2 separate regions of the Homo sapiens genome follow, and region 2 is linked to region 1. A link is an interaction called in ENCODE POLR2A ChIA-PET data of the cell type or tissue named here. Cell type or tissue: OCI-LY7. All regions are shown on one strand. Each heading gives the region's core, and the rest is flanking DNA. Links, peaks and the distances in the headings are about the cores only.

Region 1 (10,898 bases), core at 4,584-8,583:
CTGGGTATAGTCCACTCTCATGGCTTCTGCTGTCCTAATTCCTGATTAAGCCTCATGAGCTCCCAGCCAAAGACTCTATTCATAATGTCAGGGTATATTGTATAAATAGCTGAGTGTTGCTTAAAACAGAAGCAAGGAAAAAAGAAGCTGAAGGTGGACATTAGGAGGATGGTAGTAGATCTTAACTACCATGTTAATGAGCTTATACTCTACCCAGTGGGCACCAAGTAGATGCCACAAGGTTTTACACAAGAGATAACATGATCAGATTTATGTTTTAGGCGGGAAAGGCTGCGTGGGGGACGGTGGCCAAAACCAGTTAGGACTCTTTATGTAACAAGGAACAGAATCCCAGTATAACCACCTTAAGAAAAGTTTTGGCTGGGTGTGGTGCCTCATGCCTGTAATCCCAGCACTTTGGGAGGCCAAGGCAGTCAGATCACCTGAGGTCAGGAGTTCAATACCAGCCTGGCCAACATGGTGAAACTGTGTCTCTACAAAAACACAAAAGCTAGCTGGGCATGATGGTGGGTGCCTGTAATCCCAGCTACTTGGGAGGCTGAAGCGGGAGAATTGCTTGAACCTGAGAGGTGGAGGTTACAGTGAGCTGAGATTGCACCATTGCACTCCAGCCTGGGCGACAGAGTAAGACTCTGTCTCAAAAGAAAAAAAAAAAGTTGTATTTGTTGGTTAGTATAACTGAACATTTTATACACAGGCACACTGTGGGCTTGGCTTGATACAGAGTTCAAGTGGTGTCTACAGCATCCATCTCTCGGCTCTGCTTCCCCTGAGAATCAGCTTCATTCCCAGGCTGGTTCACCTTGCGTTGGCAAAATGCCTGTAGTTCTAGCCTCATGGCCTCACACCACGTAGGCCAGAGGAGGAGAGTGCGTCCCTTCCAGGAGCTTCTGTTGAAGCTTCTTAGATCCTTTCCAGAACTCCAGCAAATACTTCCTGATGTCACTGGCTTTCTGTGGGGTTATCTGCTCATCGCTGAGTCTATCACTAAGGCCAGAGCGACTGTATCTCAGTCAGTTTGGGCTGCTATAACAAATTACCATAGACTGGATGACTTCAGTAACAAGCATTTATTTCTCACTGGTTCTGGAGGCTGGAAATCTAAGATAAGGGTCTCACCATGGTTGGGTTGTAGGTGAGGGCCTTCTTCCTGGTTATGGCCTCACATGGCTTTTTTTGGTGCATGCACAGAAAGACAGAGAGAAAGCCTCTACCTCCCAGGCTCAAGCTATCCTCCCACTCCAACCCTCCAGAGTAGCTTGGTCTACAGGGGTACACTACCATGCCCCGCGAATTTTGTTTATTGTTTTTTAGAGACGAGGTCTCACTATGTTGCCCAGGCTGGTCTCAAACTCCTGTGCTCAAGCAATCCTCCTGCCTTGGCCTCCCAAAGTGCTGGAATTACACCTAGTATGAGCCACCACGCCCAGCCTCTTCCTCTTTTTTAAGGGCATTAATCCCATAGGGCCCCACACTCATGACCTCATCTAACCCCACTTACATCTCAAAAGCCCCACCTACAAATACCATCATATTGTGGATTAGGATTTCAACATGTGAATTTTGAGGGGACACAGCATTCAGTCCACAGCAGAACGGATGCGCTGATCAGCATTAGCCAGTCAGGACCTATGCTATAAATGGGGACCTACATCAGAAATGAAGGAGGGGCAGCCCCACTCATACTATAGCTTGGCAATGTGGGAGGGGTTGTTTCCCAAAGGAAAATCAAGTGATTGTTTTACCAAAAGAGTGAATTGACATTGTGGTGGCCAAACCCCAAAGTGACCCCTAAGGATCCTCACATGCTGGTCTTCACACACACCCTCCCACATGCACTAAGTTTATTCTATGTAACCAATAGAATATGGCTGAAGTGAAAACGTTGGCAATTAGGTTTTAAAAAACTATGACTTTCCTCTCTCTCTCTCTCTCTCTCTCTCTCTCTCTCTCTCTCTCTCGCAAACACACACACACACACAAATGTATACATTACTCACTTGAGGAGAAGCCAGCTGCCATGTTATGACACTCAGACAACCTATGCAGAGGCTGACTGAAGCCTCCAGCCAACAGCTAGCAAGGAAAGAGTCCTGCCCACACCATGTGAGTGAGCTTGGAAGCAGAGTCTCCAGCCCCAGTCGAGCCTTGAGACGATGGTGGCTCCAGCTGACAGCTTGACTGTAACCTCACAAGCAACCCTGATGCTGAACCATCCCACTAAGGTGCTCCCAGATTCCTAACCCCCAGAAACCACATGAGATAATATGTTTGCTGGTTAAATTGGGGGGTAATTTGTCACACAGCAATAGGTAACTAACCCAGACGGTGAGGCAAAAATAGTTGTGCATTAAGTCAATCGTGGGATTGATGGGGCAGCAGCAAAGGGTGGAGACAAATTGGAGAAATATTGAGAGGACCAAGTATAACAACTTGGTGATCAATTTGACATAATAGATAAAAGAGAGATAAGAATAAAATTTCAAGCTGGGCACAGTGGCTCATGCCTGTAATCCCAGCACTTTGGGAGGCCAAGGCAGGCAGATTGCATGGGCCCAGGAGTACAAGACCAGCCTGGGCAACATGGTGAAACCCCATCTCTATAAAAACTACAGAAAAATTAGGCTGGCATGGTGGCACACACCTGTAGTCCCAGCTACTGGGGAGGCTGAGGTGGGAAGATCGCTTGAGCCCAGGAGGCAGAGGTTGCAGTGAACCAAGATTGCACCACGGCACTCCAGCCTGGGTGATAGAGTGAGACCCCATCTGAAAAAAATTTTTTTATTTAAAAAAGAATAAAATTGCACTTCCAGGCTGGAGTATGGGTATGTAGCATGGGTGCAATAGAGGGGTCAGAGAATAGAGAATGAACAGGTAATGCCCACGAGTCCACTCAGGCTCATTGATTTGGAAGTTTCTGGGCCATCCTAGGAGAAGATTCCGTCAGGCAGTAGGATGCATACGTCTAAAGCATAGGAGACAAATATGAGCCATTTTTTTTTTAAGTTGAGAAAAATCCCCATATATGTGACAGTTGATACCACGAAAACAGATAAAGTCACCCAGGTTTTTGTTGAGGCAAAGATTTGAAGGGAGAGCTCGGCACAATGGCTCATACCTATAATCCTAGCTACTTGGGGGGCTGAGGCAGGAGGATCACTTGAGTCCAGGACTTCAAGACTAGCCTGGGCAACATGACGAGACCCAGTCTCTGAAAATATTTTAACATTTTAGAAATTAAAAATAAATTGTTTTTTAAAAATTCAAGATGTGGAGGGAGTATTCTGTGCACAGATTAAGAATGTGTTTGCCTTGGAAGGAGCCTTCTAATGACCAGCGTGAAAAGGGCCATGAGCCCAGAAGAGCACACGTACAAATACTATGGGGGTGAGAATTCAAGGGAGATAAGCCGACCAAAGGCTTATAATCAGGGCTGGGACTAAGGATCACAGGAATATGATTAACTTGCCTTAGAATTCAGACAGAACCCTGGCACAATTGGTTTGTGTCCACTCTTGACCTGGTACATTTGTATATGTCAGTGTGGCTCACATGCTATGGATTAGTCCATCAAAAACACATTCCTGCTTTATTGCATTTTACATTTAATTTTAAATAAATGCTCCTTTTGGTTGTTATTACAAGGCATGTTAAGTGCATATTTAGTGTTTTGTTCTGGAAGCCATTTGCCAACCATGACCTGGTCTGACATCTGGGCCACAGTCACCACTGCTCAAATGTATGCCTTTCTCTAAATTTCTGTAGCACTTTATGCTTGTACATCTCCTCTAGCAGTTATCACAGACTTCCTTGGAATGTGATTATTTGTAGACAGATTATAAATTCTTTGATGTTAGAGACCCTGTTTTACAGATCTTTGCACCCTTCTCAGTGAGAAGCACAGTTTCCTGCTCATAATAAGTTGTAAACAAGTGTGCAAACCAGCTTGTACAGGACGTCACTTGGACTGGCTGATCAGTGCCACTCCCTGTCCTTGGATAATGTCATGTGCTGTTCTCATGGTTAAACTCTCTTAAGCAGCTATGTCTCTGCTGTCTAAAGCTACCCCTACTCATTACTAATTGTCTCATCATAGAACAATGCGTTTCTGTCTACCCTATGAATTTGCAGTTTTGAACTGAGAGGCCCAAAGGTGAAGCATCTTAATGACAGCAGGTGAGAAGAAAGGTGGCTTTCCCATCTGTGGCTGAAGTACCCAGGGCTGCCCTTGTACCAGCACCTCCTAAAATTGGGTTGTTTAAACCTCCCAGATCTCATGAGATGCCCCCAGCACCTTCCACTAATTTCCTCTCTCTGCTTAAGATGGCTCAAGTTGGCTTCTGTAACTTGAGAGCAAAATAGCTTAACATACAACATGATCCAGTGTAAGCAATCAAAAATGGATTTATTGTTAAGGATTCAGAAGTGTCTCATGAAATCCAAAGGTCAGAATGTGCTCAGGCCTGAGGAGGAGTCTGAAACAGGAAGTGGGAACTGTCAAGAACTCAGATACATACAATTTCCACCTCCCTCCTCTGTTTTTTTATGTCATTTGCTCACCTCCTGCAGCTTGGCTTTCCTTGCCTCTCAATCCATATGGGAGAAGATGACCACACCCTATCACCCAGTTTTCATATCCCTTCCATTCAAAAGTAGATCCCAGCCGGGTGCAGTGGCTCACACCTGTAATCCCAACATTTTGGGAGGCCAAGACAGGAGGATCACCTGAGGTCAGGAGTTCAAGACCAGCCAGGCCAACATGGTGAAACCCCGTCTCTACTAAAAATACAAAAATTAGCCAGGCATGGTGGCAGGCGCCTGTAATCCCAGCTACTCGGGAGGCTGAGGTGGGAGAATTACTTGAACCTCGGGGGGCGGAGGTTGCAGTGAGCCGAGATCACACCACTGCACTCCAGCCTGGGCAAAGAGCAAGACTCTGTCTCACAAAAAAAAAAAAAAAAAAAAAGGTAGATCCCAGAATGAGCATGTGAGTCTCAATTCCAAGTTCCCTGGAAAGGAAAACCTGATTGGCCCCGTTTAGGTAAGGTGTCTATTCTGGTCCAATCAAAGATGAGGTCACATGGTACAAACATGGCTGCCAAAGAGCTCACCTCATAGATGAGGATGATGTTTCTCAGTATTATTGTCAACAAAGGTGAAATCCCAAATGTTGAATAAACAAGCAGCTCCATTTCAAAATGGCCCTGACTGCCCTAGATTAAATTCCCAAGCACCCACCAACCTTTCACCAAAGCAGGCCAAACCCGCTTTATCTTCCAGCACTAGGCCCTGCTTTGGCAAAGACATGTGAAACCGTCTTATCTGCCTGGGTCATGCCTATCTTCCTTGCATGATTAGGCACAAGAAGATTTCCTAATGGTTACCTACTGTAATTGTAACATTCAGGAATAATTGGAGGGCTGATACATGCCCAGGTACTGTTCAAGGAGTTCCATAGGCTTCTTTCATTTGACCCCCTCAACAGCCCTAAGAGAGGTACTGCTAATCCTGTTTTACGGTAGAGGAAATATATTTTGAGAAGTTTCTTTCCCAAGCTCAATAACTATTAGTGACAGTGTAGGATTCAAGCCCAAGAGCTCTTCCAATGGGCCAAGGTCAACTCTGGGGTGGAATGGAGGAGTGAACAGAGTGGAGTTGAGCGCCTTGGCCAGGGAAGCAGAGGCTAAAATGGAAACCGAGTTTAGGCTGAGGGGCTCAGACACTGTGGATGCCCTGCTTAGTTTCTGAGGCACTGACACTCCCCACAGCCCTAACTCAGCACATGCCTATCTTACTCAACCTTCCCCAGTAAAATAGGGCTAATAAGGAGCAGAGTAGCATGATGATTACAGTGATTTATCTTTTGAGTCTCAAAGCATTTTATAAGCATTTCCTGTCCTGGGCAGATTTAAAAGATAGACCAAATTTAGACCACATACCCATAATAATAACTCACATTTATCAAGTGCTTACTGTTCCTGACACATGCTCAGAACTTTGCATTAAACCACCTACTTCCCCAAAACACAACAAGCTTTCATAAGAGGAGACTGAGGCTTAGAAAATAACTTCCAGGCAGGGTGTGGTGGCTCACGCCTGTAATCCCAGCACTTTGGGAGGCTGAGGCAGGCAGATTGCTTGAGCTCAGGAGTTTGAGATCAGCCTGGGCAACATGGTGAAACCCCATCTCTACAAAAAATTAGTCAGGCGTGGTGGCACGTGCCTGTAGTCCCAGCTACAGGGGGGCTGGGATGGGAGGATTGCTGCCGAAAGAAAGAAAAAAGGAAGGAAAGAAAGAAGGAAAGAGAGAAAGGAAGGAAGGAAGGAAGGAAGGAAGGAAGGAAGGAAGGGATGGATCCAAATTTCAACAGCAAGTATGCATTCGAACCCAAGCATTTTATCCCAAAGAGCCTCAAACTTTTACTATGTTTCAAACAAATAAATATTGGAGGTAGGGCTGAGCACAGTGGCTCATGCCTGTAATCCCAGCACTTCGGGAGGCCAAGGTTGGAGGTTTACTTGAGCCCAGGAGTTTAAGACCAGCCCAGGCAACATAATGAGACCTCACCTCTACAAAAAATTCAAAAATTAGTCAGGCATGGTGGTCTGTACCTGTGGTCTCAGCTACTCAGGAGGCGGAGATGGGAGGATCGCTTGAGCTCACAAGGTCGAGGCTGCAGTGAGCTGTGATCGTGCCACTACATTCCAGCCTGGGTAACAGAGTGAGACCCGGTCTCAAAAAAAAAAAAAACTCTAGATGTAGGCTGAATAAAAACTTAAGGACATATCCAGAGAAGTTTAAGAAAGGAATTTGCTACACAAGAGGAAATAAGGCCAAGGAGACATTCTCTCTAAAGGGAAAAAGCAGAATGGCAAGGCAGCTCTGGGTTATGAAAAGCAGCTTCCACCTCCTCTCCAGGAGGTCAAGGTTATCTTTACATCAAGCTCTTAACCATGGCACCTGCTCTGCTCAGCATGCCTGTGTGTGAATGCCTGGGGTATGTGAACCCCTGGGGAACACAGCATGACTTTCCAAGGGGTACTTGGAATTCCATTTTAAGGGACCCACCTACTATTCTAGATCCTCCACTTTGAAAAGAACTCTTTCCTAATTTGATTTGATGGTGAACTCTCCCGTGGTCCAGGTGTCTCTTTTTTTTTGAGACAGAGTCCCACTCTGTCACCCAGGCTGAAGTGCAGTGGTGCAATTTCCACCTCCCTGGTTCAAGTAATTCTCATGCCTCAGATTCCTGAGTAGCTGGGATTACAGGCGCACACTACCATGCCCAGCTAACTTTTGTATTTTTAGTAGAGATGGGGTTTCATCATATTCAAGGCCAGGGTGATCTTGAACTCCTAGTCCCAGGTGATCTGCCTGTCTCAGCCTCCCAAAGTGCTGGGATTACAGGCATGAGCTACTGCGCCTGACCCAGGTATCTCCTTTTTAACAGCCCTTTCCCCTCCAGACAGAGATTCAAGATGACTGAGAGGTTACCTTTCTTTTTGTCAGATGATAAAGAAGCACCTCAGAGGCCCCAAACAAAGGGACAATTGGAAATATTGGGTGGCATTGAGAAAGCCAGTGAGTCTCATGATAAGATAACAAATCCTTTCAGAAATCAAATGGTTTTCAATCTTTTTGCTTGTTTTGGAGACAAGGTCTTGCTCTGTCACCCAGGCTGGAGTGCAGTGGCACAATCATGGCTCACTGAGCCTCAACCTCCAGGGCTCAAGCGATCCTCCCCCTTCAGCCACCTGAGTAGCTGGGACTACAGGTGCCTGCCACCATGCCCAGCTAAAAAAAAAAAAAAAAAAAAAAAAAAAGACAGACATAACCAAGTTGCTGGCTAATGTATCAAGTATAATTTTTTATCATTCAAGGAATTTTAAAAATCGAGTGACATTGCTGTAATAAAACTCTATCCATCCCCACATACTTGTTTATATTAATATAAACGTTCCTTAGCACTTTCATGTATAAATATCTTTCTCCCAATGAACATTATTTATCCACAGTTGTATTTTAAAAGCTCTATCTACCTCATTAAGAGATGTATTTCTAGTAAAATTACTTTGGAAATGAAATAATTCTCAAAATTTTTATTATGTTTATGTTGTTTTGCTCATAGGAAATTAAAATTCACTATATACATTTAGATATACAATTTTAATGCATAGAATATGAAAGGGAGTTTTAAAACACTTTCAGCTATAAAAACATTATATTGTGATAAAAGTCTGCAGGTGAAGTAGAATGACAATGAGTTCAAATGGAAAAGGAATGATATAAATTTCTGTCATATTAGAGAAACTGGTTTCTATGTATTAAAATGAATCTGCCAGGCGCAGTGGCTCACACCTGTAATCCCAGCACTTTGGAAGGCCGAGGCAGGCAGATCACGAGGTCAGGAGTTCGAGACCAGCCTGGCCAACATAGTGAAACCCGGTCTCTACTAAAAATACAAAAATTAGCCAGGCATGGTGGCAGGCACCTGTAGTCCCAGCTACTTGGGAGGCTGAAGCAGGAGAATCACTTGAACCTGGGAGGCAGAGGTTTCAGTGAGCCAAGATCACACCATTGTACTCTAGCCCAGGTGACAGTACGAGACTCTGTCTCTAAAACAATTTTTTTAAATAATAAAATATAAAAAATAATAAAATAATAAATATAAAAATATATTTTATATTTTATAAAATATAAAAAATAATAATAATAAAATTTAAAAAATAATAAAATGGATCATCATCAGTATCAAATTGTGATGGGGCCAAGCATGGTAGCTTATGCCTATAATCCCAGCACTTTGGGAGGCTGAGGCAGGAGGATCACTTGAGGCCAGAAGTTGGAGCCCATCCTGGGCAACATAGCAAGACCCTGTCTCTTGAAAAAAAGAAAAAAATGGTGACAGTATGCAGGTCTCAAGGGATTTATTTAAAAGAGTGATATAACAGCTTTATTCTGAAATGTCAATACTGTTTTGTTTTGTTTTAGCCTTTTAGCAGCCTGAAGCCAGGGTTTTTAGTTTCTGTCTCTAGTGATAAGCAGAAAAGAGGGATGAGGAAGGGGCTTTACTGGTCCAACCAGAAACAGAAACTAAGAACCCATGACTGTATTCTCTCTTGGACACTTAAAGGGTAGGTGAACAATAAGATTGGAAGAGCACAGGCCTGAGCCAAGGAGCTCAACACACTAACACAGGGAAGTGGGCTTAAAAGGGTGAGTGTTACGGGAGTTACCCTGCCCCAGGGACAGTGTAGACACCTGGCCTCACATTAAATCCTCTCCCTGACTTCCCTCATCAGATGACATTCTGTGAAGCAGATGGCTTTTCTTAAAGGGCCATTTCATGCCCTCTCTTGGGCACCTCTTTCGTTCTTTGCAGTGGGTCACCAAGCCTATAGAAGCACTTTCAAAGTCACTGATTCTCAAACTCAGAGACCCACCAGAGTTGGACCCATTGGAAGGTCTGCTTAACAATGCAATTTCCAGGCCTTCCTTAAACCCATGGAATCAGATTCTCTAAAGTCTTTGAAAGAAACTGTCCCAAACATAAGCTGGAGTAGAGCGCTGTGGTTGGTATAAATAGCTGTTTCTTCCTGGAAGAACTTTGCATTCCCAACAAAACAACTGAGCAAATTTTTAAGAGACTTTAATGGTTTTAAGATCCCTTTCTAGGAGCCTCATCCAGCTACGTGTGGCCTTGGGAGGAGCCTAATGACCTTTCACCAATTCTAGAAGGGCTCTGATAATCTTTAACCAGACATTCTTTTTTTTCTCCCTGGTCTCTAGTCTAGCAATGATTATCTAAACTAGAACTGTCCAATAGCAACATAATGCAAACCACAGATGCAAGTGATACCCTGGTTTCTCCTGCCTCCTGAACAAATATTCCTGAGAAACACAACTGCCAAACTGTCCTTGCTTCACTGTGACACTCAATCCAGAGCTGCTCCTGCTTCCCCTTGTTCCATTCCCAAATCATTCAGCATAAGCTCCAAACCCTATAAAAATCTTTCCCCACTTCCTTATGAGGAGATGCCCAGGGATGGTCATAGTATGTGTCTTTCCTTATCACCCTAACTTTTTAAACTGTGGGTTTGTTGGCCAGGTGCAGTGGCTCATGCCTGTAATCCCAGCACTTTGGGAGGCCGAGGCGGGCAGATCACCAGGGGTCAGGAGTTCAAGACCACCCTGGCCAACGTGGTGAAACCATATCTCTACTAAAAATACAAAAATTAGCCAGGCACGCCTGTAGTCCCAACTACTCGGGAGGCTGAGACAGGAGAATTGCTTGAACCCAGGAAGTGGAGGCTGCAGTGAGACTGAGATCACACCACTGTACTTCACCCTGGGTGACAGAACGAGACTCCATCTCAAAAAATAAATAAATAAATAAATAAATAAACTATAGGTATGCACCAGTGGGGTTTAATGGGTCTTATCACAACACTGTGAAGTAGAATGATGTTATCCCCATAGTAAAGATGAAGACTCTGAGTCAAGTAATGTGTTTAGATCACAACTATACATGGTAGAACCTGGTTATGAAGCCAGGCTACCTAAAAATAGCAGCCATGGCCCAGTCCACCATGCACAGCTGGCCACCAACTTGGATGTAAATGTGACACGGACTAGTTAGAAGAGTGATCCAGAAATTGAAGTGTGCACAAGAATCACCTGCAGCAGCTGTTAAAAGGCAGATTTCCAGGAACCCACCCCACTCCCCACCAGCAGTTAAAGCAACTTTTCAGACACACTGATTACAAATACATGTCAAAGTTTTGTTTCAAACTTGCTGCAAGGCAGGAGGCTTTCTAAAAGAAGAAGAAATGAACTCAAAGATTTCTCTCTTGGCAGAGACTTTTTTTTTGAGATA
Region 2 (10,898 bases), core at 3,342-7,341, 100 kb after region 1:
AACCTAATTGCTCCCTCTACCAGGAATAGAGTCATTTTAGGGGCTCAGCACAAGGGTCATCTAGAGGAATTCTTTCCTGACACTTCACACCACACCCACCTCCAACGTAGAAATGACCCCTTCTTACCCTGCTATGACTGTACCTTTAACAGGTTATTGTATCTATTTGTTTATCTGTCTCACCACACCAGGCTGAGACTTCCTTGAAGGCAGGGACAGTGAATTACTCAACTCGGAATCTTCAATAGCCAGCACAAGGCCTGGCATCTGACAGGCAGGTAGCAAAGGTCTGCCAAAATCATGAATACTGTGGGGAGGAGCCGGTATGGAAATGGAGCAGACAAGATGTACATGTATGAGTTCCTGATCAGTTTTAGGTTTTTTGTTTGTTTTTGGTTTTGCTTTGCAGGAATAGCTGGCTCCTCCCTTACTGCTTAAGCAGCTACCTGAGTCGAGGAACCAATTCCATCCTGAAGCCTAAGACGGGACAGGTGCAGAACAGACGGGGTGATGGAAATGAGGGCTTTGCAAAGAAAAGATAAATAGAAGGTAGTCAGTGGGGTGTTTATATGTAAGGCTAGGCCAAGGGTTACTGCTTCAGAAATAAAACAGAGGAAAGCTAACCCCTAAATCTCCAAAGTATTGCCCAGAATGGGAGAACCCAGCTACTGTGGAGAAAGGGCCACAGTATAAATCTAATCATTTTAAGAAATAATCTGCCTTGAATATAGAATTTAAAAAAACAAGACTTGTCCTTGGATTGTGGCTTTAGTACACCAAGCAAAAAAAAAAAAAAAAAAAAGTTTCACTAGGTATTCATTATCCCTAGAGAAATACTGAGGCTAAAACTTTGTTTAAACAAAAAGAATCCATTTCACTTCAGTATTCCTTTGGCATGTTAGTGACTACTCCTCCTAATTAAAAAAAATTATCACTGAAGAGGAACCTAGAACTAAGCATCAAGTTCAAAACTAGCACTCGGCCATCCTCACAAGGAATATCACATCTGAACTTAGAGCTGAGACAGAGGAGAGGGCCTCAATGACTCAGTCCCACCTCCGCCACCAGCCAGGGAGCTGGTCATGAAGGCTCTCTGCCTTCTGTTTCCACATCTGAAAAAGGCTCTAAGGCCACAGAATTCTTCACCGCTTCTACCCTTCTCTTGCTGTAATCCATCTCTTACCCCAATAGCCGGCTTTCCTCTTCAAAACACAGGTAAGGAGAGTCACCGTTCTGATTTTATTTCTTGGGAACTAGTGCTGCTGCCCCAACACCTGGTGGTAGCAGGAGGCCTCAGCTCGACCGTCAGCCCCAAAAGGGCAGCCTCTCCCACCTCTGTAAACCTAGAATATCAACAGCTGGGTGACTGCCCTACTGAATGTGATGTCGTGGACACTCACTTCCTGTCCGTAAGTTCCTCCAATGAGGAAGAAAACTGCCCTCAAGCCACAGCTCTGACCTTGAGGAAGTCACTTACTTCATCTCTGCCCCTGTTTCCTCATTTGTAAAATGGGGCTGTTACTTGCTTTGACTATCTCCGTAGACTCTGTTGAGGCTCAAAAGGAACAAAATATGAGGAAATGCTTTGTAAACTAGAAACACCTGGGGCTTATGTTTATTGTCTTAGCCAGAAGCCAAGACAGCAGAGGGCTGAGAAATGATGACACGCACGGTGGGCTTCTGGTAAGGGCCTGCAACACAAGCCCAAAGTTCACATGGTTTACTTGCTTGTTGTTGCCACAGATGCTTCCAAGTTAACCCAAGAGCCTGCTAATAAGTTTAAAGGTGCCCTGGAGTCACCTTCAAAAATGGCTCTGGCCTTGGGAGGCAACAGCAGCAGCAGCTAGGGCCAGCCAGGAAACAGCCAGGGCCCAGATCTCCTCAGTCCACGTGCCTGGGGCCCACCCCTGCTGAGAATGCCATAGTCCTGCTGAAGGTGCAAGGTCATCTCACACTATCAAACACTATCAAACACTTCTCCTAAAGGCAAGAGGGGTCTGATTCAGTCAAGCGTGGCTCCCAGGTGCTGCGTGGGTAAAGTCAGACTCCGTTTACATGTAATTTTTATTTTTATTTATTTATTTATTTATTTTTTCCGAGACAGAGTCTCACTCTGTTGCCCAGGCTGGAGTGCAGTGGGAGTGGCACAATCTTGGGTCACGGCAGCCTTTGCCTCCTGGCTTCAAGTGATTCTCGTGCCTCAGCCTCCTGAGTAGCTGGGACTACAGGCGCACGCCACCATGACTGGCTAATTTTTGTATTTTTAGTAGAGACAGGGTTTTGCCATGTCAATCAAGCTGGTCTCTAACTCCTGACCTCAAGTGATCTGCCTGTCTCGACCTCTACATGTAATTTTTAGAACAAATTTTTTCCTAAACCATGGCTCCTCTGTCCATTAGTTAAGAGAGGGAACTGGGATGATAAAACCAACATAAATCCTTTTCTTGCCTCAGACTAATCTAGACAGAGGATAATGGTAGTAGTGGTGAGAGTCCAGAACAACAGAGTTTATTCCTTTAATTAACTATGTTCACCAACCTTGATCCTGCCACATGATGAGAAAGGACAAAGAACAGTTCCAGAAACATGAACAGAAATTAACCCGCTAATTACATTTCAGGTTGTAATGATAACAAGTCCTAACACTTTGAAGTCCAAAGTTCCCCAGAGGGGTGTGATAAGTAAGAGAAATGACTAATACAGCCAAAGCTGCCCAGGCCCTTCCTTAACCTCTCTTTCTTCCCTGCAACATCTCCCCTCTGTACTCCTACTCACCCTGAAATGGCCAGGCTACAGTATCAAAACATATCTAAACACTTATTGGACCTTAATGCCTCCTACCCCCCAAAATTCAGTTATTTATAGATGCCTTCTATCTTCTCCCATTGTGGATCAATGGATTCTTCCAGTCCTACTAACTTCTATATCTTCCCCTTTCCTTTTTGCCACTAACACTTGAGTGCTTCGACAGCCACATATTTTACCGGACTCTGACATCCTTTCAGGCCAGAATATTAACTTATCCATTTCCTTTAATCTCCAGCTCCTACTTGAAAAGGCAAACATCAAACTCCTGTTAAAATCACACAGCCTCCAAATCACAAACATTACCCTCAGCTTTCCTCTTAAGCCACCTAAGCCATTACACAGTGTCAGAGGTTTTTTTGAATTGCTTTGATATTCCCTGCGCCCTTGTCTTCCACCCCCAGAATTGCTCACATCATCTGGGCAACACGCTTTCCCCAACTTCAGACAACAGGAAAGCCAGCAGACACACTACCACCCCACCTAAGTCTTCTCTTTAACAAGTCTCTAGCACCTAACAGCAGGATGACTGCAGCAGGGACCTGATCACAGGACAGGAGGGACAGCCTAGGTCCTAGCCACTGAAAAGCGGTTTGGCCTCAGGCAAGTCAGTGAGTCTTTCTGTCTCAGGGGTGAACCTGGATGATCCCCAAAGGACCTTTCAGCTGTAAGAAAACTGGAATGTCTTCTAGGGAATAGGAGGGGCCCAAAAGTATTTCCTCTAAAAAGTAAGTCAACACAGGCTCTGACTGGAAGGAAGCAACATTAACTCTATCCTCATTGTTCTGACTGAGCAGCACATTCCCCTACATCTTCCCAAGACGGATCCCTACCATCCATATCCCTCTGCATTGCAGCAAACCCAGGACAGTCCACTTTCCCTTTAGGGTTTAATCAATCCATCAGCACATTTGTATGGACTATCCGTACACAGTGTTCCTAAAATGCTTTCAAAAAATAACACATCTTAACAACAACAACAACAACAACAAAACCCAGCCTCTGCACACTGCAGAGATACAGGGGCCCAGGGAGAAAGGGAGAAAAGATGCAAGAGAGAAGGCAAGAGAGAACAAATAAGACCAGACAGAAAAAGAGGGGGGAGGAGGCAAAGTGCCTGTGAGCAGGAACAAAGCCTGTCGTAAGTTCCTGACCTGAAGGTAGGAAACCCCTTCTCCAAACCCAGCTTCAACATGACTGAGGGGCCAACCTTGGACAAGCACTTTGCTTCCATGCCTGTTTTCTCATCAGTAAAACAGAACACTTGAACTATGTATCTCTCAGGGAGGCCAGTATCATGGAAAAATTATGGCAGATACTATCAATTGGGTGGTCTAGGGCAATTGGGTGGTCTAGGTACAGTCGCCGTCTGTAAACTGGATAAATGATACCCACCTCATTGGGTTGCTGTGCAGTGAAATTAAGACAAACGTGAGACATGTAGGACGATGTATGAAACAGTGGGTGCTCAAATTCATGCTGGCTAAGCCCCTTCCTGTTCTAACAGGCCGTGACTGACCCCCACTAGACTCCCCAAAGGGCACTGTTTCAGCTGGTTTGGAAACACTGCCTGAGACTAGGCTCAAAACACAATGTTAGTTTAGACAAGAGAACAGCCAACAGGTTAAACAAGTGAGCCTCCCACATTCTTTCCCATCAAATTCTAAAAATTTTTTAAAGCACTTAGCACTACCTCCCCTCCAAATTAAACAGCTATTGTTTGTGACTATCCTAAAATAATATTAGTTTCTGGCAGACTAAGGGAATATACACATACACACACTCATTACCTCATTAAATAGGTGGAATTAGCCCCATTTTACAGATAAATGGAATTCAAGAGGCCTGGAAGTCTTTCCTCCTCCTGCTTCCCTAATAGGGCTCCCTGCTCTTTTGTTTTCCAAATAAAAGGTCAAGCTTAGTTCCCATCTTAGTTTGGGGAGAATTTCTCAGTTCAGCCCAAAGGCATGGAAGGCTCTTCCAAACCCTCAGCATCCCTGCCTGGACCAGGAATAGGACAGTCAATCATATCCCTCCCCGAAGGCCACTCACAGTTATTTAACTTTTGTATGCTGCATTTCCGCAGGTAATAAACTCCTGCAGAGACCACCAATTCTCTGCCCCCAAGTGCTCAACAATACTTCTCGAGTGAATGAGAAAAAAAGATAAACTCACAAGATATAATTTGTATAGAAAAATACAAAATGGCAAAATAACAGCATGTATAAAACAAGAGGGAAAAGATTATATAAATCCTGAAATTTTGGCCAGGTAGCAAAACAGATGCTTGGCAGAGGCGACTGTAATTGGTTCCTAGACCCTAGAGATATATCTCATGTGTCATCACATCTCTCTGCTTGGTTCCCATCAGGGCTGAGTGGAACAGGCTTCAATACCCAGTTGGCAAATAAAGTCCGGGAAGCCGATTTGCTAAAGCTGACTTCTTAGGGCTCTGTGTCTCCAATGACTATACTGCAATTCAGCTAATATTTACTGGCTGTCTTCTATGCAAGGCTTGGGTGATCATAGAGATGAATTGGGGCACAGTTCAATTCTTACTCTCAAGGAATTCACAACTTACGTGAGAGGAATTATGTTTATCTATATAACACTGTCAAATTGTTACTAGGGCCCCAAAGAAGGTTTTTTAAAAAGTGCTATGAGAACACAGAGGACACAGGAACAAAGACTTCTGATGGGAGTAGGGAGAAGTGAAAGAGAAAGCTTTGAGTTGGACCTTGAACCCATGCACAAATTTAGAGCTCCCAGGACAGTGTTTTGCATGCACAGTGCTACTTACAAAGAAAGATAAAGAAATGGAAGAACAACTCACCAAAAGGATGGCAGAGAGAGGAGGGAAAAAAAACTTAATTTTGTCTGCCTACAGTCACTGAATGCTGCTGTCTGGTAACAAAAAATGTCTGTCTGTCTATATACCTTCACTCAAAGAATGTTTAGGAGCTAAATTTTGGTATTCCGAGTACTTACAGCTATGCAGGAAACACCTCCTCCAGGTCAAAAATAGCAAACCCTAGAGAGCTGGCTGATGCAGTTATGTTTACTTTTTACCATCTCTGTGGATCGTTTTCCAAAGGCCTGGGAGTGGGATGGTATAAACAGGTCTGTGTCACTTCCTGGTTCTCAGGCCTTCTGCTACATTCCCAGTCAGTCTGGGAAAGCTGCCTATTTAAAAATAAACTTTAAAAACTCACCAAAAACCCCAACTCTAAACCATCCTTCCCTCTATTTCATTCAATTTTACTGAAATTAAAAGGATAGTGAGAAATAAGACAAAAATGACCAGAGAAAGTGAGTTCTCAGGTCAAAACAAAAAATAGGTGCTCAACTGAGCTCAAGGTCAAGAGACTTGGATTCTACTTGTGTTTCTCCTTTAACTGGAAAACTTGACCTTGAACAAGGAGGCTGCTTCATCTCTCTGCGTGATAGCTACTTCAGCATTCTCTTTACCTCAATGTAGTTATCCAAGCTTTCCGGACCTCTATTTCCTTTCTATAAAATGGTACTTAATAATGCCTATCTCACAGGGATATTTTAAGTATTATATGGGGAAATATATATAAAGTACATAGCATAGTGCCTGTGACTTAGTAAGTCATCAAAAATAGTAGTTACTATTATATTCATCACCATCTATCATTATTATTGTCATCATCATCTGAAAATGCAGGGCTGGACCAGACGATCTCTACTTGAAGAGCTTCTCTGGTTCCAAATCCTGATATCCTGATTCTTTATTTTTTTTTTCCTGAGATGCTCTGTCGCTCAGGCTGGGGTGCAGTGGCGCAATCTCGGCTCACGGCAACCTCTGCCTCTCGGGTTCAAGTGATTCTCACGCCTCAGCCACCCGATTAGCTAGAAGTACAGGTGTGCGCCACCAAGCCCGACTAATTTTTGTATTTTCAGTAGAGACAGGGTTTCACCATGTTGGCCAGGCTGGTCTCAAACTTCTGGTCTCATGTGATCTGCCTGCCTTGGCCTCCCGAAGTGCTGGGATTACAGGCGTGAGCCACTGTACCCAGCCCAAATCCTGATTCTTTAAGTCACTTTCTCCTTTTTTCCTTTTTTTTTTTTCCAGGGGGTTGGACAGCAAGAAAAGGGAGATAAACTTGGCAAAACGGTTAAATACACATCCTCAGCCTTTATGTTAGAAATACTAGCATACAATTAGGACATCCATTAGTGAGTGAAATGGGGCATATTACTTCCCCCAGCAGAAAAGCTTTGCCTATTTCTTGCATTAAATCCGTAGCATTGTGGCAAGTTCACCAACACACTATCTGTACTCCCATGAGCACCATGGACAACCCCACCCCCACTCCACCAGCCAGCACAATTTGACTTCACCCACCTCACCTCTAACTGTATAAACAAACTTCTCAGCAGTTCCTTAGAGAGCCCTAAAAGATAGCAGAGTGACCAATCCACCCCTTTCTAATAATGACTAATCCTTCCAACAAAGTATTTATCTTTCAAAAGAGTCTTCCTGATATAATTTCAGTGTGGCCAAAAATCAAATGACCTTCCCAAAAGTTAGTGTAACCAGGAGCATTCAGCTTCACCAAGGCCAAGGTACTTAATTGTAATTAAATTTGGATGAAATAAACAAACATTTTCATCCATCCATCCATTCATTCATTCAGTGCCTGTGATGTGCCAAATGCTATAGAATATATCAAAAACTAATAGGATGAGGTGAGTGAGAACAATAAAGGATGATGCCTGGGGCTGGGCACTGTGGCTCATGCCTGTAATCCGAGCACTTTGGGAAGCCAAGGCGGGCGGATCACGAGGTCAGGAGTTCGAGACCATCCTGGCTAACATGGTGAAACCCCGTCTCTACTAAAAATACAAAAAATTAGCCGGGCATGGTGGCGGGTGCCTGTAGTCCCAGCTACTAGGGAGGCTGAGGCAGGAGAATGGTGTGAACCTGGGAAGCAGAGCTTGCAGTGAGCCAAGATTGCACCGCTGCACTCCAGCCTGGGCGACAGAGTGATACCCTGTCTCAAAAAAAAAAAAAAAAAAAGATGGAAAAAAAAAAGCCTAAGTTTTTGGCCTAAGTAACTGCATAAATGGTAGAAGCTACCACAGGAGAAAAAGAATACAGGTGAATAAGCAGGTTTGGTCAGGGAACATAATGAATTTCATTCAGATTATTCTTTAATATGTTGAGCTGGGGTACCTGAGGGATAACTGGTAGAAAGGTCTAGCAGGCAAATTAGAAATGAATGTGAAACCCTATAGAGCACTCTGAGCTTGGGATGTAGCCCTGGAGTGATGTAGCCCTGGAGTGATCAACCTGTAAGTGACAGTTGAAACCATGCAAAATAGATGAGCTCACCTAGGAAAGAGGACAGGTTGAGAAGAAAGTTAAGGACAGAATCCTAGGGAGAATGCTAACTTATAATGGGCATACTGAGGAAGGAAAGCCTATGAGAGATACTCCAAAAGGTACATGGAAACCAGGGGCATGTGCAACACAGATGTCAAGAGAGAGACAGAGAGACTCAAGGAAAACATGAGAAGTGGCAGATACAGCAAAGGCCCAGAAAGACGAAGACTGAAAAAGGCCCACTGGATCTGGCCACTAGGAAATCACTGGTGACCTAATCAAGAACAGTTTTATCGGAGTGGTGAAGGCAGATTATATCAAATTTAACATGAATTAAAAGTGGGAGGCCAGGCGCAGTGGCTCACGCTTGTAATCCCAGCACTTTGGGAGGCCAAGGCGGGCGGATCACCTGAGGTCAGGAGCTCCAGACTAACCTGGCCAACACGGTGAAACCCCATCTCTACTAAAAATACAAAAATTATCCAGGCGTGGTGGTGCACACCTGTAGTCCCAGCTACTTGGAAGGCTGAGGCAGGAGAATCGCTTGAAGCAGGGAGGCGGAGGTTACAGTGAGCTGAGATCGCGCCATTGCACTCCAGCCTGGGTGACAGAGCGAGATGCTGTCTCAAAAAAAAAAAAAAGTGAGAAAGTGGACGTAATAAGGGCAAAACTATTTGGGGAAGGGAGTGAAAAAGAAGGGAGAAGAAAGACTGGATGATAACTAGAGGGGGTTTGTGTCTTATAAGGTATACCTTCTCAATTAACCCAATGATTTGAGTTAAGGCTTCCTAAATGGTCCAGATAGCTCAGAGACACCCTCCACCTCTTCCATGGAAAGTCTCTCTGAACTAACACTTCCACACTCTGTGTTTAGCAAAAGCTAGGTAAAAGTTGGGGATACAGCTTAAAGTTTCCTGCTTCCTTAGTGTTCAACAACAACAAAGTCTCTCTACCCCATCATCCCCTCCCCTGAAATTGTTACCTCTTCTATAGGATTCATGAATGGAAAAAAAATAGCCTAGTGGCAGGGCCAAAGAGGTGACCTTCCCTAATACATCTGAGGCCTTAAGGTTCTCCATACATATGGTCCCAGTTTCTGCCATTTCCCTCCTTTCTAGTCAGAAACTAACCTGAGTATTTTCCCCTGAGTTTCAGGTTTAGGATTCCAGGGACATGTCTTCACCTCCATCTAATGAAGCTTAACAGCCCCAATGAGGTGCACACTCAAGCCAAACAAGATCCTGTCTTCTGGCTCCAAATATTCTCCATCTTGTGTAACTTCCAGGAAGCCTCCTAATTTATAACCAAACCATGATTCCTCCTGTCCTCTTCATCATAAATTACCCAAGCTTCCTGTAAGCTGTCAAGGTGGGACTGTGAGGTACAAGCAAAAATGAGAAGTAGGAACTTGCCCACTGTTCCTTCCCTTTGATTAGCCCCATGCCCCTGCCGCCACCTATACCCTTACCTCACCTTCTAATTGTACAAAGTCCCTCTGCCAAGGTCTATATGTTCTAGTTCTAGCTCCAGTCATACTTCCAGTTCCCTGCATGTGGGGCCCTAAATCAGGAATCAAGGAGTTTGCTTAAACTAATTAACATAAAGGAGAGTCCTTCAAACGTCCAAATAGAGATTCCAAAAGTAATCCAAATTAGGCAAAGTTCAGACAAAGGCACCAAATGAATAACTTTATAAAATCCAGGCAAATCAGATGAGGACACGTCCTGAGAAATAATTAATTTTTTTTTTTTTTGAGACGGAGTCTCACTCTGTCGCAAGGCTGGAGTGCAGTGGCATAATCTTGGCTCACTGCAACTTCCTGCTTCAAGCGATTCTCCTGCCTCAGCCTCCCGAGTAGCTGGGACTACAGGCACACGCCCCCAAGCCCAGCTAATTTTTCTATTTCTAGAAGAGACAGGGTTTCACCATGTTGGCCAGGATGGTCTCGATCTCTTGACCTCGTGATCCGCCAGCCTCAGCCTACCAAAGTGCTGGGATTACAGGTGTGAGCCACCGTGCCCAGCCATAATTAATTAATTAATTCAGGCAACATTCTGGAATATGTTAAAAGGGATTATGATAAACACAGAGAAGATGAAGAAGAAACATCATAAATTAATGAGAGAATTTGATATTTCCCTCCAGACAGGGCTTATGAACTCATTCCTAACATGCTTCTTTCTTAAGGAACTCAGTGACTATTCAACACATACATTGGGCACCTACATGTACGAGATTCCTTGAGAGGTAAAGGAAGCATACGCCCTTAAGAGTTTACGGTCTACTGTATATTGTGTATATATATAAGACACAAACACAAATAATTACAACATGAGGTACAAAGTGAAAAGTCATGGGAGATATACAGCCAACGTGTCAAAGATAAAACAGGAAGATAAGCTGGAGTCCAGAAGAGGGAAGTGACAGAGAAAATTACAGGGTCAATCAATGTAGTCTAGTGAATAGTACATAGTCTCTGGAGTCACACAAAAGGGAATTCAAATCCTGACTCTACCTCTAGCTTCTCACAGGGCCTAGGTATGCTGCTTTACTGTTGTGAGCCTCTGTTTGTCACATATAAAATTGAGGTAACAGACCTATACTTCATGGAATTACAGAGTCAATGAGTCACACATTTTTGAAATTGAATATAGTATCTGGCACAGAATAAGGCCAGGTAAAATGGAGGTGCTCACCCACACACAGAGACTTAATGCTCTCTTCCCTCCCCACACACGGCTGT

The links. ChIA-PET counts read pairs that join two places held together with the same protein. Peaks named below come from ENCODE experiments on the same cell type or tissue, not always from the same donor. Only the 100,000 strongest peaks of a DNase experiment are listed, where the experiment ranks them.
Region 2: POLR2A ChIA-PET joins it to region 1 with 6 read pairs; 9 of 35 experiments call an interaction of 5 or more read pairs at or near these places.

Annotation. Positions count from the first base shown.
Region 1 is chr14:69,749,077-69,759,974 of GRCh38, reverse strand. No RefSeq gene overlaps it. Among named protein-coding and RNA genes, the nearest start is that of SRSF5, 13 kb to the left of the region's middle. In OCI-LY7, for the core only: no CTCF peak of the experiment used is centred there; no DNase peak of the experiment used is centred there.
Region 2 is chr14:69,643,652-69,654,549 of GRCh38, reverse strand. The region is part of intron 1 of SUSD6 (sushi domain containing 6); the gene reads right to left. Among named protein-coding and RNA genes, the nearest start is that of SUSD6, 38 kb to the right of the region's middle. RefSeq lists a silencer at 10,844-10,898. In OCI-LY7, for the core only: no CTCF peak of the experiment used is centred there; a DNase peak (open chromatin) is centred at 5,549; H3K4me3 peaks cover 1,308 bases; H3K27ac peaks cover 2,001 bases.